Regions from separate parts of the Homo sapiens genome. Here region 1 is linked to region 2. The links are chromatin loops, found by intact Hi-C in ENCODE. Cell type or tissue: mammary epithelial cell. All regions are shown on one strand. Each heading gives the region's core, and the rest is flanking DNA. Links, peaks and the distances in the headings are about the cores only.

Region 1 (16,000 bases), core at 2,640-10,639, 75 kb after region 2:
CGAAACAGAAAACTCAAGAGAAGGAAAGCCTAATTATTTACCCCCTCCCTCCCTTTATTTTACTGTGTTCTTTCTTCCTTTCAGATGTTCCAGGATTCCTTCTTCTATGATTTCCTTTTTGTTTAGAAAACTTCCTTTGGCCATTTTGCTAGGGGTAAGTCAGCAAAAAACTTCTCTTAGTTTTCCTTCATCTGAGAAGGTCTGGATTTCCCTTTCATTCCTGAAGGATATTTTTACTGGTTATAGGATTCTAGGTTGACAGGTGTTTTCTTTCAGCACCAGAAAAGTAGTGTGCCACTTCCTTCTGGTCTCCATGGTTCCTGATAAGAAATCTATTGTCATTCTGCTTAGTTTTCTCAAAACTATAAGGTCTTATTTTTCTCTGGCTGCTTTTGAGATTTTTTTTCTCTGGCTTTCTTTGTCTTTTAGGTTTTTCTTTAGTTTAGTTATTGTATGTCTTGGTCTGGATTTCTTTGGGTTTATCCTTTGATGTTCACTAAACTTCTTGAATGTGTAGGTTGCCACTTTTGCCAAATTTGGGAGGTTTCTAGCCATTCTTTGAGCCCTTTTTCCGCTTCACCCTTCCTCCTATCCTGCAGAGACTCTGATGACATGAATGTTAGACTTCTTGTTACAGTTCCACAGTTCCCTTTTATTTATTCATTTTTTCCTGTCTGTTTTTCCTCTGTTATTAGATGGGATGATTTCTGTTGTTCTGTGTTCCAGTTCACTGATTCTTTCATTGCCCCCAATCCTTCTGCTCTTAAGCCCACCCGGGAGCTTTTATTTCAGTTACCGTATTTTTCAATTTCAGGATTTTTGTTTGGTTCTTACAGCTTCTATTTCTTTGCTGTCTTTCCCTTTAATTCAAGTGTGCTCATAATTTCTTGTTGAAGCATTTTATCATGGGTGCTTTAAAATCTTTAAATGTGGGATAATTCTAGCATGGCTGTCATCTTGGTGTTGGCATTTCTTGGTTGTCTTTGTTCATTCAGTTTGTGACCTTCCTGGTTCTTGGTATGATGATGATTTTTGGTGGAAACCAAGTGTTTTTGTATTCTGTTGGGTGACTCTGGGTCTCATTTGAACCTTCTCTTTCAGTGGATTTTTCTGACAGTGCTTCCGTGGGGGAAGGGAGTCACCATGACCACCTGGTTACTTAGATGGAGACAGAAGTCCATCCCTCGGCCTCCACTGATGCCTGAACTGGGAGGCTCCTCATCATGGGTTCCCTTCCCACTGGGCAATGGTAAAAACCCTGACCCTCCTCTGGGCGCCCTCTGACACACCCTAGCATGGAGCAAGAAGGGTCCTCGTTGCTGTTGGTGGGATGTAAGGCCCTTGTGTCTTCTGACACCACCCTGGCCGGGGTGTGGGGCACCTCACAAGGGTGGAAGTCCAACCTTTGCTCACTTGGGGGTGGGGTGCTGCCTTTCCTGTGACTTTTGGCCAGAGTAAGGCGGTTCTTGTCTAAGAGTTTTCTGTCTTGTTGGGCTGCTCCTTTCTGGTTCTTCAGCTATGGAAAGTAGCTTTTTGTTGTTGTTTTTTTTGGTTGTGTGCCCATTGGCGTTTTCAGGTTGCCAGTTTCTCCAGTACCCACTCTGGGATAGTGAGACAAAAAGAAAGCCTGGGAGAGTCACCACGGTGTCCTTCCTTGGATCCTGGGTCCCTGGCCCACTTACCTTTTTTTCTCCACCTTTCAGAGTCTTCTCATGTTTGTCTTATACATGATGGCCCCAGGTTTTTGGTTGTACTTAGCAGGAGAAATCTACATCTGCCCCATCGTCCAGGAAGCAGAAGTTTCAAGGCACTGTTTTTGAAAGAGCTTCAGGTTGAAGGCACACCCAGACCACCAGCAGCCTCTTCCTAGAGGCCAGCCAGAAGTGGAGCCTCCGACTTGTGTGGGTCATGAGTGAAGGCCGAGTTTAATTGGAGAGGAGGTAGCTCGGGGGAGTCTCTCATGTGGTCACTTTTATATGGGATCCGGAGCCACATGCATCCTCTGGGAGGACCTGCATAGAAAGGGGCCCTGTGTGCAGGGCTGCTTGAAACAGGACTCGGGCCCCATCCTTTGGGTCCTTACAGCCCAGCTCAGATCCCCCATGTCAACAACAGATACCTGCTTCTCCTGCCTCCCTCCAAAATGCCCAGCAGCTCAACCAGAAAACAGCAAAGCTAAGCCTACCCACGCAGCATTTCCAGAGCACACTCCCTCCTGCCTGCTGCCTTTTGGGCTGTCTGTTTTAGTGTCCCAGTTTCAGATTATTATAGGACCGTCTGGAAGAGAATACTTTAGGGCCTTTTAGAGGTGCTGCCCCAGGACCAGGTGGGCGTGCGTGGGAGCCTCTGCCCGTGGGCATTGCTGCACTTAAAGACACTGTGGTCTGCTGTGCGGGGGAGGATGCAGCAGTTTTAGATAGTCTGAGACATAGAGAAGCAGCAGCTCTTCCTGGGAGGCCTTTCCCACGCCTTGGGGATGAGGACAGGTTGTCTGAGTCAGGACCTAGGTTATGTAAGGAGAAGGTAACTCAGAGAGGGCACCACCCACCCACTGCTGGCCTAGGCCGGTGGGCACTCACCTCCACTCCCTCTGCACACCTGCCTCAGGATCAAGGACACAGCCAGGGCTAGGCAGACCCCATCCCTGCCTTCCTGGAGCGAAGGTTCTGGGGTGGGGGTGGGGGGCAAGACATGTCATAGCAATGTAATTACGTACATAATGAAATGGTAGGTAGAAATTAGTTCTGTGATGTGCAGTGACGGTAATGGCAGAAGTGAGTTGTTAGAGACTGAGGGGGAGGGTCAGGACTGTCCCCTTGAGGAAGGGACATTTCGGGGAAGCCCTGAGGGATGGTAGAGAGGGCCAGGTTTTGGGGAGCTGAGGAGGCTGGGGGAGGCTGCGCAGCCCACGTGGCTGGCTGTGAGAGGCAAGAGTGGTGGTGATATAGCTGGCCAGTTCCTGTCCCTGGCTCCCTGGACTTGAGGAGTGAGTTCTCAGTAATTACAGATGGCTCCTCATGGCCCCATGGCGCCATCATTCCTGCCTCTGCACCTGTGCATCAGCTGCGCCCCTGCCCAGAGAGTCCTCTCCACCCCAGGCCTCCCCCTGTTATCTATGGGGTCCTTACCTTCAGGGCTTTTTTTTAATAGCTTTATTAAGATAAAATTCACACGTCATACGTTTAACCCATTTAAATGATACAATTCTATGATTTTTAGGATATTCCAACTGATGTGCAGCCATCATCACAGTCACTTTTAGAACATTACATCATCGCCAAAAGAAACCCTGCACCTCTTGGCTGTCACCAACCCCTTCCGCCGTCCCAGCCCCAGGCAGCCACTCCTCTGCTCTCTATCACTCTGGAATTGCTTTGATGAACGCTGGGTGGGGTGTCACCTGCATCCCAGCCTGCTCCTCCACCCAGAGGCCCTACATCTCGCTCTCTGCTCTGTGTCTGCGCCGCCCGCCCACCTGCATCAGTCCCCTCTGTGGTGATCCATATCAGGAAGTCACAGCCAAGCAAAGTGGCTGCTGCAGGCTCCCTGGTATACAGCACCCAGGGCCATGCACACGGGGTTCCTGAGCAGAGGTTTGCTGACGATGCCTGGGTTGAGACCAGGGCTCGGGTTCTGAGGGAACAGATGCTGATCCCTTGGCTCCCCACAGTTCCTCCTGGAGAAAGGTCAGGTAAATGTAGCTGATTATGTGATGACACCCCAAGCCCTGCCTCCAGAGGCCAGGGTGGTGGCGCATAGTCAAGATGGAGATAGAGGAATGGCTTGGCAGGCTAGCCTCTGGCCTCACAGGTGGGCACTTGTGGCCGGTGAGAGGCCGAGCTGGGAGTCACAGAGTCCAGATACACACAGGGAGTTGTCCAGCTCCGGCTTTCCCATGCAAGGCCTCTGGGTGGGGTCTGCTTAGGATGTGCACTCCTGGGTGGGGTGTGGAGAGGCCGAGCGTGTGTGCCCACCTTGAGGTTTGCTGGGCACAGCTGGAGTTCGTAGAGAGCACAGACCTCTCCTCGCCTTTGCTTCTGCCTTCCCAGGTGGGATTTCCACCACATACTCCTTGGCCCTCCTGGACTATGTCTGCAGCCAACACCCACTCCCCTGTTGCAGCAAAGCAAGCCTCTCCTGTCCTTGCAGCTTTCCCCCGACCCCAGGCACACAGCTCCACTTGCACCATTCATGGGGAAAGCCAGTGCTCCTGGGGACCTTGAGGACCCTGCAGGCGGAAGCCAAGTAAAGGGGGGTTCTTGGTTCAGCCTGGAGGCTGTGTGGCCTCTGGCACGTGGCCTGCCCTCTCTGAGTCACGGTCTGCAGCTACCAAATGAGGTAGTGTGGTGGGGCCTCCTAGTTTGGAGAGCACTGAATAAAAAGCACATCAGGAGGACCCATGAGGGGTCCTGTGTGTGTAAGCAGCAGTCAGAGAACTTGGGTTTTAATTTGTGTTACCGCCCTCCGAAAGGCACTGGATAAATGGGACTGGTTGTACCTTTTCCAATGCATTCTCGCCAGCTGGGTGTGGCTGAGGAAGGAGATTGAGCCAGAGTGTCTGTCTAGATTCCCCTTGTTGAGCTCCTCCCGTGGTCTGGGGAGTGGGGACTCTGTGGCTGGTAAAATATAGCAGTGCCTCACATTTGTTGAGACCTCACAGGCCAGACACTGTGCTCAGTGTTCTTTGTGCAGCTTTTTAAGTTGAGCTATAATTCACATATCTTAAGATTCACTCTCTTAAAGTATACAGTTTGGTGAGTTTTAGCATATTTACAATGTTGTGCAACCATCTCCACTGTCTAATTCTAGAATATTTTAGTCACCCACGAAAGAAACCCCATACCTGTTAGCTGTCTCTCCTTATTTCCTTTCCTCCAGTCCCTGGCGACCACTAATCTGCTTTCTGTGCTGTGGATTTGCCTATTCTGGACCATTTGCATAAGTGGAATTCTGTAATATGTGGGCTTTTGTGCCTGGCTTCTTTGACTTAGCATCATGTTTTCGGGGTTCCTCGGTGTTGTGGTGTATGTTAGTGCTTCATTCCTTTTTCTGGCTGAATAATGTTCCCTTGTGTGGACCCATCACACTTTGTTCATCTATTCATCTGTCCATGGATATTTGGGCTGTTACCACCTTTTGGCAGGTGTGAATAATACTGCTATGAACATTCATGTGCAGGTATTTATTTGAGCCCCTGTTTTCCGTTTTCTTGGGTGTGTATACATAGGGGTGAAATTGCTGGGCCCTAGGGTAACTCTGCCTTTAACTTTCTGAGGAACTGCCAGACTTTTCCAAGGTGGCAGCACCGTTTTACATCCCTGTGCTGGGTTTTACTGATTGCATTATCTCATCAGTCCTCACATCAGAGTCATGAGGTTTAGGTAGAATTGTCATCACTCTCACTTTTCAAATGGGAGAGTTTGAACTCAAAGAGTTTCTGCACGCAGTCACACAGCCAGTCAGTTGATGATTCTTTGGCCAGAGCTGGCTTTGATCACGAAAGCAGTCTCTTCTCCAGGCCCTGTTTTGTATCTTCAGGATGAAGCTTTTTGACTGTGTTGTTCATGTCCTATTTCCTGGCGCCTGGCACACACTGACACTCACATATTTGTTGAATAACATGTCATTTTTTCCTGATCTTGGTGGCTTGATCAGTAACTTGCAGGAGACAGCATGTCTTAGGGGATCCTGTACTCTCCAGGTTCTCACACTCCTGCCAGGGCCTGTATGCTCTCCACCCCGGATGCTGCAGAATCCCCGCCAGCCTCTGACTCTCAAGCAGCTGCAGACGCACCGCAGTGGAAATAGGTGTCATGACCTCTGCAGAGCAGAGGCAACATCTGTTTCCAGCGAGTGCTTGCTGTTAACTTGACCTGTTCTCTCTTCTGGGTTGAAGGCTGCTGGTGACCTGCCCTCTTTTTTCTCCTCTAGGCAAAACCCATTTATGGCGGTTGGCTGCTCCTGGCTCCAGATGGGACCGACTTTGACAACCCAGTGCACCGGTCTCGGGTAAGGGCATCAGAGCCAACTCTCAGGGAGGAACCAGAGAAGGGACCCATCTAAGGGTGAACTGGCAGAGTGGAAGAGGGAGATGGAGAGTTGAACAGTGGATCCTGGGATAGCAGGACCAGCAGGGCTCCCCCATTTGGTGCACTTGTACGTTGTACAGAAAAGGTCTCAATTATACATAGTTGTGTGTAGTGCTCCCTTCAGAATGAGGAGCTCTCATGTGGGTGTTGCCTGTTTTGTGGGTCAGGTTGACTCTAGGAACAGTAAAATGGAAGAGGCAAAAGAGCAGTTAAAGGTTTGCATTATACCGAGCAGCTCCCAATTCCTTCCATGCCAAGGCCTGCCCCTGTAGCACCTCCCTTCTTCCTGAGCCAGGGGTTCAGCACACTAGCACTAGTGAAGGGTTGGGGGCCCAGAGGCCTTGGCTTACCTCTTACTAAAATGTGCATTGCCCAGGGCAGGGCCCCGCTAGAGCTGGGACCATCATTGGCCTGACCTGTGGTTTGTTTCTCTGCCAGGAAGCCCCTCTGGATTTGACTCCGGTTACAAAACTCTCCTTCCTCACAAACTTTCTTACAGTGCTGCCGCTTGCACCCTATAAATTGCTTCCACTCAGCCCCCTCCATCCCCGGGAGCTCCCTTTCCTCTTCTTCTTAGTTTCTGCTGCTCATCCTTTCCCCACCCTGAATATTACACTTTGGAGTAGGGGCCTTGGGCTGTGTATTCTGGTCCCACAGGCCTTGCATTGTGTCTCTGTTCTTTGGGATTGCTTCTAGAATGGGTTTTGATTTCAGAGGCTGCACATAAGGCCCTTGGAAATGTTCCTGGGAAACATGTTCAGGTGGCCTCCTCTACACACCCAGCATAGACCAGCCCTCTACAAGGCCTCTTTGCAAGGCCCTTTGAGTCCCTGTTCATGCCACCCAGACAGGAGAACTCAGGCATCACTGGTCCAGCTGGGCTGCAGTTTCCAGGGAGTAGTTCCCTTTCCTATTTTATATCAAGGTTGTACAAAATTGCCATTTCCAGCCTCTGACAGGAGTCTTTTTATAAATGATAACCCTGGCCCAAAGCAGAGAGATGTGCTTTTATAGTCAGTTCACGTGGCCTCACTGCCAGTTAAACTCTGAGTATTGTTGGGCTCTTTGCTTTTTTTTTTTTTTTTTTTTTTTGAAACAGAGTCTTGCTCTGTCACCCAGGCTGGAGTGCAGTGGCATGATCTCGATTCAGTGCAGTCTTGACCTCCCAGGTTCATGTGATCCTCTTACCTCAGCCTCCTGAGTAGCTGGGGCTACAGGCGTGCATCACCATGCCTAGCTAATTTTTGTATTTTTTGTAGAGACGGGGTTTCACCATGCTGCCCAGGCTGGATTGGGCTTGTTGAAATGTTGAAAATAGGTCATGGACCCTTGTGATGATTTGGGGCTGGGAGCTGTGCCTGTCATTCATGACCTGGGCCAGCAGACTCGCATTATGGACAAGTCCCTTCTCCCCACACAAAGGAAGACATACACCGCATAGTCCATTTCATTTCAGCTCCTGATGGCATCTGACCGCCGTGGACACTTCCCAGTGGTCTGGCTTTTGGAGGGAGAGTAGAGCGGGGGATGATCTGTGCCAGTTGGTCACTCCTTGGATATTGGAGTTATTTCCACTGGTCTTGCTGCTCCTCTGTTTTGATTTTCATTAACTCATTTCACCTCAGTGAATTCTGGAGCCTGGCTGTTTTTGTGCCTCCTCTTTGCCAGTGGATCATCAGAACAACCCCTTTTGTAGCAGTTTCCCAGGTTTTTTCAGAAGTGGTGAATCCATGCCTTGGCATTCCTGGATTATTCCATGTCATGTCAGATCATTCATCAAATAAATATTGACACATGTCATGTGATGCATTCTATGCTGAGCACCATCAGGAATACAAAAAGGTAACCACACGTTGTTTCTGCTCCTGAGGAGCTTCCAAGTGTTAAAAAAAAAAAAAAAAAAAGACTTCTTATTAAGCCTCAATCACTCATGTGATTTGGGCCTGTCTCCCAGCCCAGTCCTGGCTGATGAATCAACATTCTTGTGCCTCGGGTCCCTCTTTTCCTGCCACCTGCCCCAGAAGTGGAATCTGTGGAGTGACCTTCCTTAGATATGGACTTGTCAGACGTGGGAACTCCAGAAGCCAAGCTCTGGGGCCAGGACCCAGATCCTCCTAACCACCCACCTTGTGCTCCGTTGCAGAAATGGCAGCGACGGTTCTTCATCCTTTACGAGCACGGCCTCTTGCGCTACGCCCTGGATGAGATGGTAAGTGTTATCCTTGCCCACTCCCTGTCCCCAGCCTTCACCAAGTCCCTCCATTACAGTGCCCTTGCGTTGTCATGTGAGAGCACAGCAGCCATGTGCTCCTGCTTGTGTCTGTTTGGGAGTGTGGAATGTTTTGAAGAACTTGTGGCACCTGCTGGAGACAGCTTTAAAAACCCAGACCTTTGGTTTGAAACATCATCTTCTGTGGTCTTGAGTGAGAGGAAGAAGTGAGGGAGGAAGTCATTTCTGTTGAAGGCTAATAGTGTGGACTTCACTGGAGCACTCCTGGTTAGGGGAAAGCAAGGGCAAAGTCCTGGATCACGTGTGCAGGCTGTGGACCTGTGGGCGTGGGGCAGGGGCTGGCCCTGGGGCTGGCACATGTGCTCACGCACCTAGTCCTGGGGTTGCCTGTCAATTCTGCGACTGTAATTGGTTTTGCTTGTCTCATTTGAGCTTGGCTTAGTTTTCCGAGCTGACTTCAGAGGCCTCCTGGTCACAAGGTCATCGTTCTTCTGGTCACTAAACCAGGCAGACAGGCTTCTTCCTCCTCCCCACCTCCCTGGTTTTCCAGTTGCTTCCTGGGCTGGATGAGTGTTTGCTGCTGTTGCCCCAGAGGCCAAACCTGAAAATCAACTAGGTGGAATTTCTGGCTTTTCTTTTTCCACCCATTTTATCTCCTGACTTTTTCTCTAAAGGAGATTAGTCTCTCCTAATTAATCTAAAGTAGGACTGCATTCCAAACTTTGTAAAGGGTTGAAGATGCGAGATTTGATCGCCTTTTCCAGTTCCACTTGGTGGGTGAATGTTTGTGTGCCCATATGTGCAGCATTTTAAAATTGGGACTGTCCTGGAAAGCCTAGTCTCACTATGTAAAATAGGCAGCCCCTGCCTATCCTACCCAGAGTTTGTTTCTTTGCTGCAGGGGCGAGACAGACTCTGGAAGTATGAGTGGAGATAACTGTCCCTAGAGGTACCTTCCAGACTGCGGCAGGGGGTGGCGGGGGTGCCTGGGATTTTTGGGTGGTCATTACAGCTCACATGTGCAAAGGTCAGAAGTGGGCGTGTTTGTACTCGAGTCCTAACCTTTGTGATGTGATATGTTTTCTACTTTTGTTTCTGGGGTGAATTAAGAGGATGGTACCATAATCCTGTATCAACTGTCACCTCACTGGTTCCTACTTAAAAAGAATTGTCTTCCTTTTCATTCTTTCCGGTGAGCATATTTGTACATCATGATTAGAGCATAGGGGGTTTTTGCTATGGGAACGTCTGTGCTCCAGGGTAGTGTACTGGAGGTGAGCACCGATTGTGGACTTGGCTGGAAGTAGGAGCAGGGAGACAAAGCATTTGGACACTCCGTTCCTTTGAGGCAAGAAAGCAGACCTGGAGGATTAGACTTCACACTTCGTGTTCTCCTGGCTTAGCCCTTACACAGGGAGTAGCCCTGGGGTCAGAGCTGGGCTCCTGCAGCTGTGAGGTTTATCTTGCCTCCCTGTGGCTGACTGACTGGCTGAGTCCTGCAATTGACTTAACAGTATCAGAGGAGCCTCAAGAGGTCACTGGATTACATTCAGGCTGGGCTGGGTCATGAACCATCCCAAAAAAACAAAGTTCCCTGCACTGTTTCCTTGGGGACTGATAATTTCAGTCAGGAAATCTTTCTTTAGGTCTAACTAAAGTCCAGCAAAATCCATTATTCCCTCTGGCTCAGTTGCACAAGCACAAAGAGGGTAGCTTCTGGGGACGCCTTGGTGCTGGCACAAGTGCAGAGCACATGCTGCCTCCCAGGCACGGCTTCTGGATAATTGAGGCCGCTTAGCCAGGAGCACCGACACTTCACAGTGCACTGTGGTCTCCCAGCAACCTGGATATGAGTTGCGTATTATTTCATGGAGTGCTCAGGCAGAGGTGGGACTGTGCCAGGGATGTGGGGAAAGAAAGAAGTCCCAGGGAAAACTTGGACTGAGAGAGGGCATGGGGGCAGGCCCAGAGCTGGGAGTTTTGGGCCACGGGCTGCTTTCTGGCAGATGACCTGGGAGCTGGAGAAACTGACCCAGTGAGCCCATCAGTAAATACTGCTTTGCCCAGCCGAGGCTGTGGAGGGGTTTCCCTGTTGTATCAGGAAGGTCACAGGGGAAGGTTGCAAGGAGGCACTTAGGGTAGAAGCCAGGTGGGAGGAGGCAGAGGCTGGAGAGATTTCTCTAGCACCCAGTGCTCTGCATCAGGGTTTGCTCCTCAGAGCCACTCCCCAGAGTGAGCAGACAGCCTGTAGCCCAGGAGCTCCAGCTTAACGGTCAACCGCCCTGAGCTGAGAGTCCCACCCCAAACAGGCTGGCAGGATCCTGAGACCTGGAGCAGGAAAACTCCATTTCAGATAGGCTTATGTGTGGGTAAACTCCAGCCAAGCTGGAAGCTTCCTTTGTGAGTGCCTGGAAATAGACCAGTGGTCCTCAGCGTCATGCCTCCCAGGGCCACTGGCCATGTCTGGAGTCATCCTTGATTGTCACACCTGGGGCAGGAATGCTGCTGGCATCTAGTGGGTGGAGGCCAGGGATGCTACTGAATCTCCTTCACAGAACAGCCCCCAGAACAAGGAAGGCTCCAGCCCAAAATGTCAACAGTGCCAAGGCCAAGAAACTGAGCAGTTTCGACAGGGGTTTATTTAAATTCTTATTTATTTTTAAAAATGAAAATGTAAATGTGATTTGCTATTAGCTCTGCTCTTAAACAGCACGGGACTCACCTGTCAGATTTCCTGGAGTGAGGGGGATGATGGTGCAGTGCCAGTCGTAGAATGGGGTGGGCCTGTTTCTGATCTAGAGAGGTCTACGGGGTTCCCCTGCACACCAGGCAACCACAGGGCCTGCAGAACTGCTTGTGTGTGTGTGTACCAGGGAGCACATAGGTGGCACTCCCTACGTGGTGCCCTCAGACCGTGATGTTGCAAAGCAATCCCTACCTGGGCATTTGTCTCCAAAAGCAGCAGCTCTAAGCAGCCCGTGGCTACCTCTGACCCTCCCAGGCTCATATAATAAACTATAGCATTTTATGGCTGGTCTGTGCCCTCCACACTCAATCAGCATCTATTTCGAATTGTTACTGACTTATATGATGTTACCATTTGATTTCATTTGCTTGAGTGTTATCTTGCCAACTAGACTGACTTCTTGTTGTTGTTGGGCCCGTGATAATTCTTGGTGTGTCTCCCCATTGTCTAGCATGGGGTTTGGGCGGCACAAATCTAGCCAGGTGTTCTGTAAATATGTGTGGAGTTGAACTACCAACTTTGTAAATGCCTTGCTGCGTAATTTCTGCTCCCAGCTTGAAAACCTTAAGACAGGGCGGGTAGGAAAAGAGAGAAGATAGGAAAAGGGGTGTTCCTCGGAGGGAGATTAGCAATGTAGTGACCTTTAGGGATTACTCAGCAGAAGGGAGAAAACCTCCCAAGAGCTCCAGATAACTGGGATGGGGAAAATTCGGTTACCTCAGCCCCACTGGGTTGGGACCTGGAGAGGAAGGTGGACATCAGGAGGTCACAGCGTGCAGGAGAGGGAGGAAGGCAGCAGCAGTCCCTGGATCTGGGGACAGTGGCTTCGGGAAGCCCTTTCTGCTCGGGGACTTCTGCTGGGGCTGGGGCTGCTGGACTTCATCCAGTTCCGGAAGCTGACCATTGCCTCTCCAGGCAGCCCTGAGATGGGGCTAACTTTGGGGAATCTCTTTTCCTTTTTTGGGAAATTTCTTTCTCGATACACCCACGTACCCTGTAACTGGTGGGTGTGGAGGAGAGGCAAATTTCCCGAAAAAGGAAAAGAAATTTCTCAAATGCAGGCTGAGGTGAGGTGGGGTCCGGGCAGCCTCACAGACAAGTAAAAGCCTGAGAGATTTGGCTGGGCCCCTGGTTTTTCAGGAGTGGACAAAGCAACAATCTAGAAACCCAGATTGCTGCCTCTGTCCTCTGCCTTTGTTTCTCCACCTGTAAAGTGCTGCCCATGATTTTACCTAATTCTGTCACCAAGTTTTTGGGGACTGATGTCGAGCTGAGGTGTGGATGTCACCAGACATCACTAGAAGGCTCTTGGGAGGAGCTCCAGGTCTAGAAGGAGAGTGGGAGCGCCAGGAGTTTAGGGTGGAGCAGGCCAGGCCATGAGGCTTTGGGATTCTCAAGGGCCTGCTCTCCAAGGCAAAAAGCTGATCAAATGCTTTTTCCAATTTTTTTTTTTTTTTTTTTTTTTTTTTGAGACGGAGTTTCGCTCTTGTTGCCCAGGCTGGAGTGCAATGGCGCAGTCTCGGCTCACAGCAACCTCCGACTCCCAGGTTCAAACCATTATCCTGCCTCAGCCTCCGGAGTAGCTGGGATTACAGGCATGGGCCACCATGCCCAGCTAATTTTGTATTTTTAGTAGAGATGGGGTTTCTTCATGCTGGACAGGCTGGTCTTGAACTCCAGACCTCAGGTGATCCGCCCGCCTCGGCCTCCCAAAGTGCTGGGATTACAGGCATGAGCCACCGTGCCCGGTCTGTTCGAATGTTTTTAACTGTGGTAAGTACACTGGAAATTCACCATCTTAATCGTTTTTAAGTGTGCAGTTCAGTGGCATTAAGTACATTCACATTGTTGCACAACCACCACCACCGGTCTCTCTCCAGGACCCTTTTCAACTTGCTAACTGAACTGTGCACCCATTGAACTATAACTCCCTTCCCCAGCCCCTGGAAACCCCCATGCTATTCTCTGTCTCTATGAATTTGACTCCTCCAGCACCTCACATAAATGGGATCATGCAGTGTTTGTCCTTTGTGACTGGTGTATTTCACTCAGCATAAGGTCCTGAAAGATCATCCTGGTTGGTGTCAGAATTTCCTCCCTCCTGATTGTGGTAGGTCTGATGATCTTGGACCATGTCTGCTGACCCCAAGCCTCTCACACATGGAAGCCATGGAGAGACTGAGGCCACCTTCTGTGGCAGGCATGGTGCTGAGGGCCGGCCTCCATGGTGTGGAGCTCTGCTCCATCCTAGCCTGGAGAGTCCTTGAGCATCACGAGAGATGAGAGCTGCCTGACTGTGTAGGGGCTGTGCTAAGGACTCATAATCTCAGCTCACATCCTCGGACATAGTAGAGAAAACACTTCTAGCTCTTGGATATGTGCCTTTTTCAGGGGCAACCTGGGAGTTTGTCAGTCCCGTAAGATGTGAAGTTCCAGCCTGAGAAATTAATTTGGGGTGCCTGTGTACTTGTGTATAAAGTAAACAGGCTTGGTCCAAAGGATCTTCAGAGCACTCCAGGTGCAGACAGGTTAGGATTCTGGTTTATTTTGAGTTTGCTTCCTATAGGAGAGTGTCCAGGAGGTTGCCTTGTTCTTGGGACCTCTGCTCACCTCACTCTTGACAAATTTCTGCAATTTTTGGTGGTATTAAAGCCATGAGCAGCCCAACGTTGCCTAGGCCTGTGAGAGCCTAGGAGGAGGGGCATTACCGCTGAGCCCTGCTGTCTTTAGGATCTATCATTTGAGGTTTCTCTCCCTTTTCTGCAGCTGACCGCCCAGTTCCCATTGCTCCCTAAGCCATTTTTTTGCAGATGTTGCCCTGCATCAGAATCTGCAGGGCGAGGCTGGGAAACCAGTTTAAATAACCACTTTGTGTGTTTTTTTGTTGTTGTTTTTGTTTTTGTTTGTTTGTTTGTTTTTGAGATGGAGTCTCACTCTGTCGCCAGGCTGGAGTGCAGTGGCGTGATCTTGGCTCACTGCAACCTCCGTCTCCCGGGTTCAAGTGATTCTCCTGCTTCAGCCTCCCGAGTAGCTGGAACTACAGGCCCGCGCCACCATGCCCGGCTAATTTTTTGCATTTTTAGTAGAAACGGTTTCATCGTGTTAGCCAGGATGGTCTCGATCTCCTGACCTCGTGATCCGCCCGCCTCGGCCTCCCAGAGTCCATGTGATTTCTAACCACTCCATTTGAGAACTGCTGCTTCAAGCTCTGACTTTGTTTCCTCTAGCTCGGAGCTTTCCCAGGCAGGCGAGAGGAACCATCTGCTCCTCCTTGGTGCTGAGGCACCTCCCGGGCATCTGATTCTTTGGGAACCATAGTGGCTGCTGTGTCCGTAACAGAGCGGTTGAGAGGACACTAGGCCATGGAAGGCCTCTTCTGTGGTGAAGCTCATACCTTTCAGGACCCACATGAACATATGCAGACTAAATCCCTAGCAGAACCATGATGTGTAGGCTCTTAAAGGCGGTGGGTGGTTGGGGAGGCAGAGAAGTCTTCTGGGAGGAGACAGGTGGCACTTGGCTGCCTTTTCGCTCATCACAGAGATTCGGGAGGAGCCATGTGCCCGGCCGGGGCTCCTTGCTGGCACTTTCTGCCCATTCTCTATCCTACTTCTCACAATGGTAGATACCATGTCCATTTCACAGTTGAAAAGACTGAGGCCCAGAGAGATTGCGAGGTGGCTCAACTAATGAGTGACAGACCTTGATGTGTAGGCAAGGCAGACTCCTGCTGAGAGAGGGATGGTGTCTTTCCTTCACCAAGTGATCTTGTCCTTCACATTCAGAGAGGCCGCTCCACCAGCACCTGCTGCCTCGTGCGGGTGGAAAATAGGGCTTGCTGGAGGCCAGGCAGGGCTCTCAGTGTCCTTCCTGACCCTCTGGTTTGTCTGTTGCTGCAGACTGACCCAACTATAGTAGCTGACCTGTGTCTTTATTAATGCCATTGAACCAAGCTAGCTGCAGGCCTGCAACGCTGTAGGGTCCACCTGCCTTCTTTGCTACATGGGCATATGAATATATATTCAGAGAGATTTACAGAAATCAGAACAATAAGAACATAGAGCCTGTAACTGTCTGAGAGGCAGAGAAGCTTCCTTAGGCCTGGAGGCCCTTCATGTTTAAAGGACAGGAAGGGGCAAGACAGGGAACCGGGGAAGATGTTTTATGGGTCAGTCTTATACTTTCAGGTTTAGCTTTAAATCTGTCATGTTTCAGCCTTGCCCTGGCCTTTGTGCTGAGGTCCTGGTCGCAAGGGAAAGGAGGCAGGTCCTGTTGTGTGGTGCGTGGAGCCCAAGTACCTTAGGGAGGGCTTGTTGGAGTGGGGTCAGTAACTGTGGGGTCACCCAGGCCCTCTCTCCCTGTGTAGGCACCTCCCGGGCTATTCGGACCACAGGAAGCCCTGTGTTCTTTCCTCCTCTGCTCAGCTGCTCATTTCTATTTCTGTGCTGTGTGTTTTCAGAATCAGATCATTTAAAAAAACAACTTTGGACTCGGGTGTGTTTTCATCTTTACATGAGCCCCACGAGCAAGGTATGAGGGGCTGTTAATGGGGGAGGTAGCCCCCGCAGGCCCTCCCCATGCATCGCATTCCCGCGGGGTCCCTAGGTGCTTTCAGACTTTTGGTTGAGAGACTTCGGTCTTTAAGTGGAATTCTGCACGGAGTCTTAATACAAGTTTTAAAATGTATACAGTCAGGTGCTGCTTTATTTGAAGTTTTGGAATATTTCTGACCCCTCCCTCATCAACAACCCCTGCCCCTGGCAGCTGCAGAAAAGAATACACACTGACGGCTGGGTGTGGTGGCTCACGCCTGTAATCCCAGCACTTTGGGAGGCCGAGGCGAGCAGATCACGAGGTCAGGAGATCGAGACCATCTAGCTAACACGGTGAAACCCCATCTCTACTAAAAATACAAAAAAATTAGCCAGGCATGGT
Region 2 (16,000 bases), core at 4,295-12,294:
TCTTTGGAGAAATGTCTATTTAAGTACTTTGCCAATTTTTAAGTTGGATTATTTGGGTATTTTGTTGTTGAGTGGTGAGAGTTCTTCCTCTATCCTGGATACTAGATGTTTATCAGCTATATGCTTTGCAAATATTTTCTCCTGTTCTGTGGGTTGCCTTTTCACTCTCTTGATAGTGTTCTTTGCTGTATATACGTTTTTAATTTTAGTGAAGTCCATGTTATTTTTTCTTTTGTTGCCTGCACTTTTGTTGTCATAGCTAGAAAACCACTGCCAAATTCAAGGTCATGAAGATTTACCATTATGTTTCCTTCTAAGAGTTTTATAGTTTCAGCTCTTATATTTACAATTTTAATCAATCTTAAGTTAATTTTTGTATATGGTGTGAGGTAAGGATCCAATTTCATTCTTTTTTATGGATATCCAATAGTTCCAGCACCATCTTTGAAGAGACTGGCCTTTCCCCACTGAGCAATCTTGGCATTCTTGTCCAAAATCAACAGGCCATATATCTGAGGGCTTAATTCTGGACTCTTAATCTATTTCGTTTTCTATATGTCTGCTTTGTCTCAATCCATTCCATTGTCTATATGTCTATATTCCATTCTGTAAGTCTGTCCTTATGCCAGTATCACAACCTTTTGATTGCTGTAGCTTTGTAGTAAGTTTTGGAAATCAGGAAGTGTGAGTCCGTCAATTTATCCTTTTTTTCTTTTCAAGATTGTCTTGGCTGTTTGCGGTCCCTTGCAATTCCATAGCAATTTGGGAATCAACTTTTCCATTTCTACAGTAAAGCCCATTGGAATTTTGATAGAGATCGCATCAAGACTGTATTTTGCTTTGGGTGGTATTGCATCTTAACAATATTAAGTCTTCCAGTCCATAAACATGAGCTGAGTTTCCATGTATTTAGGTCTTCTTTAATTTCTTTCAGCAATGCATTGTAAGTTTCAGTGTACCAGTCTTTCATCTCCTTAGTTAAATTTATTCCTATGAATTTTATTCTTAAGGATGCTATTGTAAGTGGAATTGTTTTCTTAAGTTTCTTTTTGGATTGCTCGTTGCCAGCATATAGAAATACAACTAATTTTTGTGTGTTGGCCTTGCACTCCACAACATTGCTCAATTCCTCTGTTAGGGCTAATAGTTTTTCAGCAGATTTTTTCCTATATAAGATCATGTCATCTGTGAATACTTTTATTTCTTCTCTTCCGATATGATGCCTTTTATTTCTTTTTCTTGCCTAATTTATCTGGCTAGAATCCCAGTACTATGCTGAACAGAAGTGGTGAAAATTGGGCATCCCGTCCTGTTCCTCTGTTGGGGTAAATGCTTTCAGCCTTCCATCATTGAGGGTTTTTCACAAATGTGCTTTTTCATGTTGAAGAAGTTTCCTCTGTTTCAAGTTTGTTGAAGGTTTTTAATCATGAAAAGATGCTGCCTTTTGTTAAATGCTTTTTCTGCATCAATTAGGATGATCATCTGGCTTTCTCCCTTCATTCCTGTAATGCAGTGGATTACATTGATTGATTGGGCAGCTTTGATTTTCCAAGATAAGCTGTAAATCTGCATTCTGATGGGAAATCTTACTTTTAAAAATGTGTGCACAGGCCCGGTGGCTCATGCCTGTAATCTAAGTGCTTTGAGAGGCTGAGGCAGGAGGATTGCTTCAGGCCAGGAGTTTGAGATCAGTGTGGGCAATACTGCAAGACCCTGTCTCTGCAAAAATTAAAAAAAAAATTAGCCAGGCATGGTGGCATATGCCTGTAGTCCCAGCTACTATGAAGGCCGAGGCAGAAGGATTGCTTAAGCCCAAGAGTTTGAGGCTGCAGTGAGCTATGATCACGTCACTGCACTCCAGCCTGGGCAACAGAGTGAGACCTCATATCTAAAAAACAAAACAAAACAAAAAAACTGTATGTACATAAAAAAAAAATGCATAGGCCAAATGAAACTCAGCTAACAGACAAACTGGCTCTGGCCCACCAGTTTGAAATCGCTAATCAAGGGACTTAATAGTCCTCCCTCCCTTTGACTCAGGAATTCCACTTCCAGGGATTCATCCAGAAGAAATAATCCAAAATGTGGGCAAAATTTGACACCTGCACTTGAGTATTACCTTTAATTGCCAAAGCTAGAAAGTCCCTGAACACCCAAAAATAGGGGACACAAAAATGTCACAGTCAGCCTACTAGAGTGAATGTTTTGCAGCCACTTAGAATGGCTTTCATGAAGACTATGAAATGTCATCAATAGATACAGGTGATATCATTTTAATGAAGGTTGTTCAATATCACCACAATTGTCATCTACTATGAACATAAACTTTTTTTGTGACAAAAAGAAGAGGGGTTCCCCAAGGCCTCCTCTCTGGCTGGGGTAGTGTGGCTCAACAATAGGTCATCTCCCCACTGCCCGCCTTTCCTCTTTTTCCAAATGTGGAATGATGTCCTGATATAACGTTTCTTGGCACTTCCCACATTTGATTCGCATTTTAAGCACTTGACTCTCAGGAGCACATCTCCACACACCAGTTTCCCTTTGGCTGGCTGCGTGCTGGTCCACAGCCATTTGCCCTGCTGGTCCCACATAGGAAGTGCTTTGGGCAGAAATCCACCCCCTGTCCCACCCATCCCTGTTTTTCATAAGCACTTGAATCAAAACAATCTTTTTGTTATTGTTGTTGTTGTTGTTTTCAGACAGAGTTTCGCTCTTGTTGCCCAGACTGGAGTGCAGTGGCGCAATCTCAGCTCACTGCAACCTCCGCCTCCCAGATTCAAGCGATTGTCCCGCCTCAGCCTCCCGAGTAGCTGGGATTACAGGCATGCGCCACCACGCCCGGCTAATTTTTGTGTTTTTAGTAGAGACAGGGTTTCTCCATGTTGATCAGGCTGGCCTCGAACCCCCAACCTCAGGTGATCCGCCCGCCTCGGCCTCCCAAAGTGCTGGGATTACGGGTGTGAGCCACTGCGCCCGGCTGAATCAAAACAGTCTTGAACATCGTTTCTCACATTGCTGGCTGGCAGGGAGGCACCTGTCTCCAAGAATTCAACACCATGGACAACGGGATTCACTGGGCTGCCATTCTGACCGTTGCAACCGCAACCCTTTCTCTAAGCAGCTGGGATCACAGCCTCTTCCATTCTTCCTTCTTGTATATCATGTCATGGAGCAGATGCTACACACAGAAACCCAACAGTTCTTTCCAGGCTTCAACCTGTAAAACCCGACTCCACTCTGAGTATTCCAGGCCCACACATCAATGACAGTGCCTTGAAAACAGATTTAAAAAAGAAAGGGCCCCTAACCCCGCTCAGCCTCCCCGAGGAGTTGCCGCTCAGCTGCGTGCTGTGAGGTAGATGTAGAGAGAAAATGCTTCACAACCAGCAAGCCGGGTGCGGTGTGGTGCAGGCCCATCCAGCCGCCCACAGCGCCCTGCTGGGCTCAGAGGACAGGGGACGCTGCAAGGGGTGGGGCAGGGCTGCGTGGAGGGGGCCCTGTTTGAGCTGAGCCTCTGTGCTGAGTTCAGTAGTGACCTCCCCAAAAGTCATGTCCACCCAGCACCTGTGAAGGTGACGTGATTTGGAAATAGAGTCTTCTCAGCTGTGATCAAGGGAAGATGAGGTCTTGCTGGATTAGGGAGGGCCCTAACCAATGACTGGTATCTTTATAAGGCAGGGGACATTTGCACAGAGACACAGGAAGGAAGGCCACGTGAAGACGGAGGCAGAGGTTGCATCCAGAGCCCAGGAACACCTAGGGCTGCCAGCCACCAGCAGAAGCCAGGGAAGGGGCCAGGAGGGGCAGAACCTGCCGATCCCTCGATCCTGGACTGTGGCCTCTAGAACCCTGACGGGATAAACTTCTGTTGTGTTAAACCCCATTTGTGACACTGTGTGATGGCTGCCACAGGACCCTGGCAGCTTGAAGAAGGCCTTATCTAAAGGCCCCTCAGCACCTATGGGTGGTCGGCCACTCCTCCTGGGTGACAGCCCTCCTGGGTGACAGCCCTGGTGACAACCCTCTTGGGTGACAGCCCTGGGTGAAAGCCCTGCTGGGTGACAGCCCTCCTGCGTGACAGCCCTCCTGGGTGATGCCCCTCACTGCCCCTTAGTGGCTGACTGGCATGCAACAAGGCACCAGGCGCTGGCACCTCCCTATGGTCACCAGCATGTGGCACCCCTGACCTAGGTGCTGGGCACACTGCACCCCAGGTTCCTGGTCGGACTGGGAGGAGCTAGTTTGGGCGGGGTGGAGCCCTGGGCCGCCAACCCTGGACCAAAGGCAGATGGTGAGCATGGGTGGACCCGGCTTCTTTACCTTCCCGAGGCCTTGGGTGAGGGGCTGGCTGCCTGCCCTGTGCAGAGGACTTTGTCCTTGGAGCAGGTGGGTGCAATGAATTTCAGGGCTCTGACCCAGGGACAGAGGGGCACAGAGGGGTAAAGGGTCCCTCACTCTCGCCCAGCCCCTAGTCACAATCTGGGAAAATTTCCAGAGGCTGTGTGGGGTGGCGTTTTTCAAACCAGTCCAGTGGCTCAAAAGCAGTCCAGCCTCCCCTCTGACTCTCAGAGGCTGGTTCTGAGACCCCGCTCCCATGCAGGCTGACATGAGAGGGAGTGTCTATCCCAAGGGGGGCAGGAGCAGCCTTCCCGTCTGAGGATCCGCTGGGGTGGGTGGGCTTTGTCCTCCTCCTGACAGAGGGAAATGCTGGCTTCTTGAAGGACCATTCCTTAGGGTGGGGTGGGGTGGCATGGGGATGGGAATGGTGGAAAGAGCACAGATCAGGAGGGAGACCCAGAGTCCAGCCCCCTCTGCTGCTCACCTGCTGGGCTCCTCCCTCCTCTGGCCGAGCCTTGGTTTTCTCAGTTGTAAAATGGGCCTGACTCTGTCCCTGTCTTTCATGGATGGGGCATCAGCTGACCCGACAACATACAGGAAAAGCTCTGCAGAGAAACCTCTCTGAGTGCTTTTGGTTTTCAGTCTGGGGTTTTGTTTTATGTATGGTAAAATGCATATAACATAAAAGTTACCATTTTAGGCCAGACGCAGTGGCTCACGCCTATAATCCCAGCACTTTGGGAGGCCAAGGCGGGTGGATCACGAGGTCAGGAGATCGAGACCATCCTGGCTAACACGGTGAAACCCTGTCTCTGCTAAAAATACAAAAAAAAAATAGCTGGGTGTGGTGGCGGGCGCCTGTAGTCCCAGCTACTTGGGAGGCTGAGGCAGGAGAATGGCGTGAACCTGGGAGGCGGAGCTTGCAGTGAGCCGAGATCGCGCCACTGCACTCCAGCCTGAGCGACAGAGCGAGACTCAGTCTCAAAAAAAAAAAACAAAGTTACCATTTTAACTATTGTTAAGTATCTAGTTCAGTGTCATTAAGTACATTCACATTGTGACACAACCATCCCCATCGTCCATATCCAGAACCTTTCATCTTATAGAAATGAAACTGTCCCCATGAAACGCTGACTTCCCTTCCCCCTTCCCCAGCCCCTGGCAACCCCCATTCTACTTTCTGTCTCTAGAGATCTAACTACTCTAGTGCCTCACCTACATGGAATCATACACGATTTGTCTTTGTGTGACTGGCTTATTTAGCTTAGCATAATGTTCTCAAGCCCCATCCATGTGGTGGCCTGTGTCCAAACTTCCTTCCTTTTGAAAGCTGAATAACATTCCACTGTGCAGATGTCCCATAGTGTGCTTCTCCATTCATCCGTGGAGGGACATCCATGGAAGGGACACCACTTCCACATTTCAGCTATTGGGAATAAGGCTGCTGTCAACACGGGTGTGCACGCATCTCTTTGAGACCTGCTCTCTATTCTTTTCGGTATGTTCCCGGAAGTGGGATGCCTGGATCATGTGGTAATTCTGTGTGTGTGTGTGTGTGTGTGTGTGTGTGTGTGTGTCTGTGTGTGTGTCTGTGTGTGTGTGGAATCTCCTTCCTGTTTTCCTTAACAGCTGCACCAGTTGACATTCCCACCAACAATATGCAAGCATTGCAGTTTCTCCACATCCTTGACAGCATTTGTTATTATTATTTTTTTAGAGTGGCCATCACAATGGGTATGGGTGATATCTCCAGGTGTTTGAGCAGCTAGGATTTGATGCAGGCATCCAGCACTTACAAAATCCCTGGGTGAGTTGGAGGAGAGGTCTTGGGTTGCCCCTGCCCCATGGCTCCCAGAGCCCAGCAGAACCAAGCTGCCCAGGAGGTAGGAATCAGGGATGCCACTGAAGCACCACTGACTTCGTGGGGTGCAGGGACCTGGGATCAGGGCCACTGGGCAGCTCAAGACCAGACACTGGAACATTGCTTTAGACACTTCCACGTGCCTGTGACCCTGCTGGGTGGCAGAACACAGCCCAGAGCTGCCAAAAGATGTCCCCCACCCCCGCCTCCTTGATCTCACCTGGGCGTGTTACTAGTGGATCCTAACCCTGGAAGCCATTGCAAGGGAACCTGGAAATGTAGCCTTCAGCTTCCCAGTCCCTGCTGGTCAGGAAGGCACAGGAGGAGGAGGTGGAAATGAGTGTGGAGGGCCACATATCAGGCCAAAGCAGCAGGCACTCAGAACACAGCGGCCTAGAAGCAGGGTACAGGAAGGGATGCCCCTCAGCCACACCAGCCTTCAGGGCCCCAGGCAGGCTCCCTCCTGCCAAAGGTCTTTGTGTATGTTGTTCCTGCCTTATCAAGTGTTCCTCCCTATCCTCTCTGCCTCCACATAGCAAGGTAACTTCCACTCAGCCAAAAACTATCACTGTCCAGCACAGCCCAAATATCCATAAACAGAAAACATCAACAAATGACAGTATATTCATACAATGAAATACTATACAGCAATGAAAAAGAATCACCGACGACCACATACAACAATATGGGAGGATCTCACAGATGTCATTGTTGAGTGAAGAAGCCGGACTCAAAAGAGCACCATTCACAAACCTCCATTACTAGGAAGCTCAAAAAGAAGCAGAATTAATCTATGGCACAAGGGTAGAGAAGAATGGTTACTTCTCGGGGGGTGGGGGGAGTGTTGGATGGGAGGGGACAAAGGAGCCCTCTAGGGGCTGGGCACGAACTTGGTCTTCTCCAGTTTGGTCTGGGGGCTGAGCCTGAGGCACCCATGGGTAAAACTTCATCAAGCTGAACACTTAAACTGTGCACTCTTCCTATGATGAAAAAGTAAAAATAAAACAGACCCCTTTCTCTGAGAAGCCTTTTCCCAGACTAGAGCACCTTCCCCAGGATGAGCTGCCAGGGTTCTGTGCACCCCTCCTGCCAGGCTATTGTCGTGCTGTGACGGTCTGTTTCCCTGTGGGATGGTGAGGTGGTCTGCTCCCCCAGACAGTAAGCTCCATGCAGGAAGTCTCTCTGTCTTTCCAGGGCCTGTATGTCCAGTGCTCAGATCTTAAGCATCTGCTGCAAGCGTGGGTGACCCCCATCGTGGAACAAGCCCACTCTCTGGCAACAGCAATGTGAACCTTCTGCTTGTAATGTAAATGTGAAACCCAGGGCCAGTAAGAGATTCCTCAGATTTGCTGTGCAGCCATGGAAGGCAGGTTTTTCAAACAGAAACTCTTCTTCCTAAAAATATTCGATGTTCAAATCTTTTCTCTGCAAAAAAGACGGAGGAGGAAGAAGTGAAGTTGCTGTGCGTGAGCCCACCTGGAGGGCAGCAGCCCAGGAAGGGCCAAGGGACTGACAGCGACAGCTCAAGCATTGCAGCACCTGGGCCTCCTGCTCTCCCAAGCCAGCAGGATTTTCACTGACTCCCAGATGGCAGAGCCAAGCCAGTGAGAGACAGATGTTGGCTCAAGTGGTTTTGAGAGCTGATGAGTTCCCTGTCCCTGGAAGTGTGCAAGTAGAGACTAAAGGACCACTCCTGAGAAATATTGTGAGACAAGCAGGGGTTGGGACTGGAAGGATGGCCCTTGGAGGACCTCAGAGACCCAGGCCTCTTGTGTCTGTGTCCTTTTGGAACTCTTGGTCTTCGCCGAGGGAGGGATGCCCTCCAGGCTGCCTGGGACCACATAAGGTCTTGGGAGACAGGAGCAGCAGTAGCAGCTTCGTGTATGAAGGTGCTCCCAGTGCTGGGCACTGTAGGGAGGGCTATCCTACCACATCCTCTCAGCGAAGGGCTTTTGTAGAGTATGGTTAAGAATGCAGATCTGCAGTGGGTCACGCCTGCAATCCCAGCACTTGGGGAGGCTGAGACAGGAGGATGGCTTGAGCCCGGGAGTTCGAGGCTGCCTACCCCCTGCACCCCAGCCTGAATGACAGAGCGAAGAGAAATCCTGTTGTCTCTTTATTTGAAAAAAATTTTTAAGTAGGTTCTGGAGCCGGAATGTTGCAGAGAACCAGGCGCCGGCGCCTCCCAATGGTCACCAGCAGGTGGCGCCGCTGACCTAGGTGCTGGGCCCCTCGGCACCCCTCGTTCTGGGTGGCGCTGGGAGGAGCCAGTTTGGGCGGAGAGGAGCCCTGGGCCGCCTACCCTGGACTGAAGTCAGGTGTTGAGCACGGGTGGACCCGGCTTCTTTACCTTCCTGAGGCCTTGGTCGAGGGGCTGGCTGCCCGCCCTGTGCAGAGGACTTTGTCCCTGGGGTGGGTGGGTGCAATAAATGTCAGGGCTCTGACCCAGGGACAGAGGGGCACAGAGGGTAAAGGGTCCCTCACTCTCCCCTGGCAGCGGCCGCTTGTCACAGTCTAGGAAAATATCCAGAGACTGTGCCGGGTGGGGGGTTTTGCAAACCAGTCCAGTGGGTCGAAACCAGTCCAGCCGCCCCACTGAACAGATTCTGCAGTGGGTCACACCTGCAATCCCAGCGCTTGGAGAGGCTGAGGCAGGAGGATGGCTTGAGCCCAGGAGTTCGAGGCTGCCTGCCCCCTGCACCCCAGCCTGAATGACAGAGCCAAGCAAGACCCTGTTGTCTCTTTATTTAAAAAAAAAAAAAAAATTATTTTTTGTTTGAGACAGATTCTCGCTCTGTTGCCCAGGCTGGAGTACAGTGGCGCGATCTCGGCTCACTGCAAGCTCCGCCTCCCAGGTTCACGCCATTCTCCTGCCTCAGCCTCCCGAGTAGATGGGGAAAAAAAAAAAACTTTTTTAAGGTAGGTTCTGGAGCCCGACTGTCTGGCCCAACTCCAGCTTTGCCACTGTCTCGGGCAGGGCTCAGAATCAGACCCCAGAACAAGGATTCCAGAGCAAGTGCTTGGCTGGGGAGATGCAGGAAGCCCCAGGGGAGGGCACGAGAGGCAGGGAAGGGAAGAAGCCAGTAAAGTATGTGTTATCAAGGCAGTTACCAGGGAAGCACCAGGCTCCCTGCTGTGGGGAGCCCTGGGAGACAGCGTGGAGCAGGCCCCAGAGGTTGCCCCGCTGAGGAGCAAGGGGCTGGAGTAGTTGTCCGCCACCCCCACAGCCACTGTTGGCTGAGACCCTCTCCTGGGACAGGGACTCTCCAGGCCTCCAGCGGTGGAACTTGCCCGTCCTTGCAGCTGGGAGAAGCAGCCCAAGGATCCTGCTCAGGCGTCCCAGGCTTAGACGTGAAGAGGCGAGTCCTGCATGGGGAGGGTGGGTGACTGATGGATGGGACACCAGCTGTGTCCTCTGCGGCCACTGGGCAGCTGTGTGACCTCAGGCAATTGCTCAGCCTCTCTGTGTCTTCTCATCCTCCTTTGGTAGGAGGCTGCCTAGGCCCAGTGAAGGTAGAGGGCCTAGAACTGCGCCTGACACAGCACTACGCATGCCAGGATCTCAGGAGCCCAAGAGGTAGTCCTGTCACACCCCGTTTCACAGAGGAGGATGTGGAGGTCAGAGTGGCTAAGACAACTGCTCAATGCCACTGGGCACCAGAGGGCAGATGGGGCTTGGGGGACCCTGATCCCACACTCACAGGACCCCTGTCCAGTGCGCTCCTGTGGGTAGATCAAGGCAAGGCTGCCTCTAGGACCACCTCCCTCTTGCCCCGCACCAGCCAGGCATCCTCTGGGCAGGGACCATGGCAACACGGCCCCCACCTGTGGCCGGGCCTTCTGGGTCCTCTCCAGGAGGTGTCTAGGCACCACGCTGTGGCATCAGCATCACACACAATGCTGAGATGAAAAGTCTTACGCAGGTGTCTTCGCACACCTGAGCAAACATTTCTACAGGAATAATTTCCCCCAGCGGGATTCTTGGATCAAAGGGAAGCACACATGATTATTCTAGAAGTTGACAGCCATTGTCCAATTGACACCCTCACCCACAGGGCTCTTTCCCCACATCCTTGGCAATACCAGGTCCTTGTTTTTAAATCTGTGCCGACCCGATGGGCAGAGAGTGGCACCTTGTCATGCTGTCTCCTGCCTGTTTGATCCAGGATTTTGTGGACCGTGGGTTTGGCAGCTGCTGGCACTTCTTCTGCACGTTCCCTTTTTGTGTCCTTTTCCAGATTGCTATTTCTTTGGGGCTTTTTTCTTAGTGATTTGTAGGGTGCTTTAAAATAAAATCTTCTGTCTGCCATGGTCTGTAGGTGACAAATATTTCTTCTCAGCTAATTGTTTTATTTTCAGCCATGTTGGTGGGGACTTTGTGATTGTTTTGTTTTTTGTGATTGGTCTTTGGAAGTTGCTCATGTTTGTGTAATCGGATTTGTCATTCTTTTCCTTTGTCATTTCAGAGTTTGTGTCAGGAATTCTTCCCTCTTCAACCCATTCCTCCACCTCCCTCCGCAGACTGGCCGGTGTTCTCTCTAGATCTGCCTCTCCCTCCATGCCATGCTCTCGGGCCCTTCGTGGTGAAGCCAGGTGGCCGTCCTCCTGCCCCTGCCCCTGAAGGAGAAAGCTCCAAGACCTGCTGTATTCATGTCCCCTTCCTGGAGGCCCACCTTCACGTGCCCACCTACCTCCTCAGCATGCCTGAGCCCCTATCGCTTTCCTCTCGCAGCAGCCTCAGGTGCAGAGCCCGGGGACTCTGGTCTGACACCGATGGCTTCTTAACTACAATCAGCACACCTGCTGCTCACCACCCTTGGCCAGGCCAAGCCACAGCCAGGCCCAGCCCTGGATTCGAGATTGTTATTTCTGCAAAATGGATCATCCAGGCATCTCTGGCTTGTCTCTGGCCCCCCCGCACCCCTCCACCACGCCCCTGGGCTGCTGCTGCTGATGTCTCCTTCCTGCCTACATCGGACCCAGTTCCCCCATGTTCATCCCTGGGGCTGGGCCACCTGCTGCTCCCCCTGGCTCATCCACTGCCCGTTACCAAGCCGCACACAGCTCATCGACCTACAGCCACACTTGTCACACCTCCTTGCAGACCACGAGTCCAGAGAAGCACGTGATGCAACCTCCCACACCTGACTCTTTTACAAACCAACAGGCCACTGGGAGGCTGCTCTCCTTGTCTCTGGGGTGGCAGCAGGGGAAGCAGGAGAATGAACAGCCTCCAAAACTTCTCCTCAGACGGAGCCGCCATGGAGGAACAAAGGGTCACCATCAACAAAGTCCATTTAGCCCAATCAGCCTCCTGCCCAGCAAACCAGGGAGGCATGCTCTGCCCTCAGCCCTCAGGTCCCAGGGGCCCGGCCCTGGCAGCCTCTTTGTTATTCCTGGCTCCCGGGACCAGGACTCTCAGGGTGCCCATGCCAGGGAGGCCTGCATGGCCGGGAGCAGGTATTTCCTTCTGTGCCCTCTGCGGGCTCAGGAAGACCCCACCCTGCAGGTGGCAGGAAGGGGCTGTGTTGAGCAAGGGGCCCAGCAGCTGGAGTGGGCCTGGGTCTAACTCTCCACTCCTGTTTGCATTGGCAAAGCACCGCAGCTGACACGGGCTGCGGGAGCACCACGCTCAGAGGAGCCGGCGACGGCTGTTTCCCAGCTGCTGTGCAATTTGCTGAGTTCAACACACATGTATTGACTGCCCACTGTGTTTTCTGTGCTCACTTGGAAATTCTGTTGAGCGCCTACTATGTGCTAGGCACTTGTCTGTGTGCTGGGGATATGGCCTGGGGCAAAGGTGTCAGTTCAGCTCCCCTGGGAAGTAGACAACAGGTTGGAGTTAGAGATACAAGAACTGTGTTAGGAGAAGGAGCTGTAAAGGAGAAAGGGGCGAGGGGCAGAGCAGTCAGGGAGAGCATGGAGCGCACCAAGCACAATGCTTGTGAAGGAGAGGGGCCACTGGAGAGCTGGGCGGGGGAGCCTCACCCGGCCCCAGGGGGTCTCTGGAGCAAAGATGGCCAGTACTGGGGTCCCAGGTTGGGCAGGATGATTTGAATGTGGCGGAAGATCCCCAAGTAGCTGGAGGCTGTCAGCTGACTGCACTTCTTGCAGAGGCTTCTCTCTTGAAGGCCGACCTGAGAAGAGCACCTCCATGGTGGCCACGGGAGATTAAATGCAGCTGCCATCCTGTGGAGGGGATGGACAACACACCAAGCAGCAACTGCACCCCCTTCTAGAACAGAGGCCCCAAATGACAGTGCTTCAAGAGAGGTGGGAGCTGGCTGTGCACAGTGGCTCATGCCTGTAATCCCAGAGCTATGGGAGGCCGAGGTGGGAGGCTCACTTGAGGCCAGGAGTTCAAGGCCTGCCTGGGCAACATAACGAGACCCCATTTCTACAAAAAATACCAAAAAAAAATTCAGCTGGACATGGTGGCATGTGGCTATAGTCCCAGCTACTCAGAAAGCTGAGGTGGGAGGATTGCTAGAGCCCAGGCTAGGCTGCAGTGAGCTATGATGGTGCCACTGTACTGCAGCCTGGGTGACAGAGTGAGACCCAGTCTCTTAAAAAAAAAAAAAAAATTATTAAGGGGAGGGCAAGCCCTTTTCCATACTTTCTTAACCCTGCTGTTTAGGATGTGGACATGATGGTGCACTGTCTTGAGCTACATGGACAAGAGAAACACCCTAGGGATGGGAGAGAGAAGGGTGGATCCCTGAATAACTGCATGGAGCAGAGTTGCCACCGCAGCCCTGAACTGCCCTGCCACCCCTAGACAGTGTGCTGGAGAAATGAACCTCTGTCTTGTTAAAGCCACTGTTGTTAGACGTAGCTAAACCTAGATCCTAAATACAAACATAGCATGTTCTTTTTTTTTTTTTTTTTTTTTCCTGAGGCGGAGTCTCACTCTTCGCCCAGGCTGGACTGCAATGGCACAATCTCGGCTCACTGCAACCTCCACCTCCCAGGTTGAAGCAATTCTCCCACCTCAGCCTCCCAAGTAGCTGGTATTACAGGCGTGCGCCACCACGCCTGGCTAATTTTTGTATTTTTAGTAGAGACGGGGTTTCACCACATTGGCCAGACTGCTCTCGAACTCCTGACCTCAAGTAATCCGCCTGTCTCAGCCTCCCAAAGTGCTGGGGTTCCAGCCACTGCACCCCTCCACACATAGCGTGTTCTTTTTGTCCACATAAAACTTACCATCTTGACCATCGTGAAATGCACAGTTCAGTGGCACTAAGCACAGTCTCATTGTTGTGCAACCATTACCATCGTCCATCTCAAGAACTTTTTCGCCGGGTGCGGTGGCTCACGCCTGTAATCTCAATGCTTTGGGAGGCCAAGGTGGGCAGATCACAAGGTCAGGAGATCGAGGCCATCCTGGCTAACACGGTGAAACCCCGTCTCTGCTAAAAATACAAAAAATTAGGCGGGCGTGGTGGCGGGCGCCTGTAGTCCCAGCTACTCAGACGCTGAGGCAGGAGAATGGCGTGAACCCAGGAGGCGGAGCTTGCAGTGAGCCGAGATAGGGCCACTGCACTCTAGCCTGGGCGACAGAGCGAGACTCCGTCTCTTAAAAAAAAAAAAAAAGAACTTTTTCATCTTCCTCAAATTGAAACTGTCTCCAATGAACAGTAAACAGTAACTCCCCATTCCCCTTCCCTTAGCTCGTATAAGTGGAATCATATAGAGTTTGTCTTTTCACGGAATATTACGCCCTCACGTTCTTCCATATTGTAGCATGTGCCAGAATTTCCTTCCTTTGTAAGACTGAATAATATTTCATTGTACGCACAGACCACATTTTTGTTTATCGATGGTCATTTGGGTGGCTTCCACCTTTTCGTTGTTGTAAAGAATGCTGCTATAGTGAGCTGAGATCACGCCACTGCGCTCCAGCCTAGGCAACAGAGTGAGACTCCGTCTCAAAAAAAAAAGAATGCTGCTATAAACATGGGTGAACAAACATCTGTTGGAGACCCTGATCTCAATTATTTTTGGGGTATTTTTTGGTATATACCCAAAAGCGGAATTACTAGATTATATGGTAATTCTGCACAGTGACTTTTCCACTAGTGTTTAACATGGTGTCTTGACAGAATAGCTGTAAGATTACACTGAAAAAGCAGCAGGGGAAGTGCTGTGAAGGCGGCCCATGAGCTTGTAGGAAAGGCGGTCAGCAGCACACCTCCACTGTAATGGGTTTGTTTACCCGCTAGCCTACCAACAGCTGCAGGCCCCTTTCCTGGCCCTGGCCCTGCCCCTGCCCCACATTGCTCCCCACATTAGACCCAGCTGTGCTGCACCTCTGCCCTTCTGCCCCGGCTCCTGCTTGTTACAGGGAAGGGCTGGAGGGCTCTTTGTCCAGGTTTGTCATCCAATATGAGCACTCAGTGCACACGGATGGCTTTACCTGGCACTCAGCCAGTGAACTCAGCATCTGCTCCGGCCCTTTAGCACTGAGCTAGGCTATCTACCTTCATAGGCCAATCACAGGTTGTCACAGGTAAATGACCACATGTGGTTTGTGCCTCACTTTCTGACTTTGGAACATAATCCCCTGGTAGGGGTGGGGGAGGGCCATTTTTCTGGAGCTTCCTCCTATTTTCAAGCTTTATCATGCAGAACAAAACCTTCTAAGCAGAAGCCTCAATGTCCTCTTTCTGTGGGTTGCATGTGTCCCCCAAAAGGCGTGTATTCAACACTTAATCCCCGGTGCAATGGTATTGGGAGCTGGGGCCTAATAGGAGGTGTTTAGGTTATAAGGTGCCCACCGTCACGCATGGGTTAATGCTGATTATAAAAGGCCTTGAGACTGTGAGTTTGGTCTCTTACCCTCCTGATTTCCACCATGGGATGAGGCAGCAAGAAGGCCCTCACCAAATGCTGGGCTCAGGCCAGCACCATGCCCTTGGGCTTCCCAGCCTCCAGAATTATGAGCCACATAAATGTCTGATTATTATAAATGACCCAGTCTCAGGTATTCTGTTATAGCAGCACGAAATGGACTCAGACATCTGTCTGCCAGCCCTGCCCTCCTGAGGGCTGGAATGCCGTTCGCTGCACTTCCCAGCCTCTCTACTTTGCCTCACACTGACTTCCCTCCCTGGAACCAGCAGTTCCTGCTTATTTGGGCGTTTTCAGATCTTACTGATCTTTCAAGGGCACCTCCTCTGTGAACTTACCTGGGTCCTTCCCAGCTTGGAGGGATCTCACAGCACATTCTGTAGCCAGTACCATGTTCTACCGTCTCTTCTAAAGCACAGTTCCTGGGCCAGAGCCCCAGCATGGCCTGCAGGCTGCAGGAAATGTGAATTCCAAGGCCCCCCTAGACCTCCTGATTCAGAAACTGGTGGTGGAGCCAACAATCTGTGTCTTATTGGCATAGATAGTTCTAGGTCTACCAGGCTGCCAGGAGGCCTCAATGGCTTGACAATCATGGGGCACGAAGCAACGCCCGCGAGTCAGCAGCAGGGGGTCCCAGCTGGTCTCCCCAAGGGTTCTTCTTCCCTCCTCTTCTTCTTAAAGTGTGGGAAAATTTACAGCAAAGTACACAAATGTTGGTGTGCAAATCAATGCCTTTTAACAAATGTGTCCACCCCGTCATCACACCCCAGATGAAGACATGGAACATTTCCAGGACCCCAGAAAGCTCCCTGGTGCCTCCTTCCCGTCAATAACCCCATCCTCCACCAGCCCCACCAAGAAACCACCACCAGGACTTCTGTCTCCATAGATGACTTTTGCCTGTTTTTTTTTTGTTTTTTTTTTTTGAGACGGAGTCTCGCTCTGTCA

What was found. Hi-C counts contacts between places; a loop is a spot of excess contacts. Peaks named below come from ENCODE experiments on the same cell type or tissue, not always from the same donor. Only the 100,000 strongest peaks of a DNase experiment are listed, where the experiment ranks them.
Region 1: it touches region 2 in a loop (2.7-fold over the local background); 5 of 110 quality-filtered maps call a loop at or near these places.

The regions. Positions count from the first base shown.
Region 1 is chr17:17,069,779-17,085,778 of GRCh38, forward strand. It overlaps MPRIP (myosin phosphatase Rho interacting protein), which reads left to right. Exons shown (of 24, transcript NM_001364716.4): 2 at 5,932-6,009; 3 at 8,233-8,298. Among named protein-coding and RNA genes, the nearest start is that of MPRIP, 35 kb to the left of the region's middle. RefSeq lists enhancers at 2,376-2,901, 2,902-3,428. In mammary epithelial cell, for the core only: no CTCF peak of the experiment used is centred there; a DNase peak (open chromatin) is centred at 5,753; H3K27ac peaks cover 1,183 bases.
Region 2 is chr17:16,993,561-17,009,560 of GRCh38, forward strand. No RefSeq gene overlaps it. Among named protein-coding and RNA genes, the nearest start is that of LINC02090, 13 kb to the left of the region's middle. RefSeq lists enhancers at 2,370-2,932, 3,978-4,027, 11,174-11,702. In mammary epithelial cell, for the core only: a CTCF peak has its summit at 8,405 (motif pointing right); a DNase peak (open chromatin) is centred at 8,431.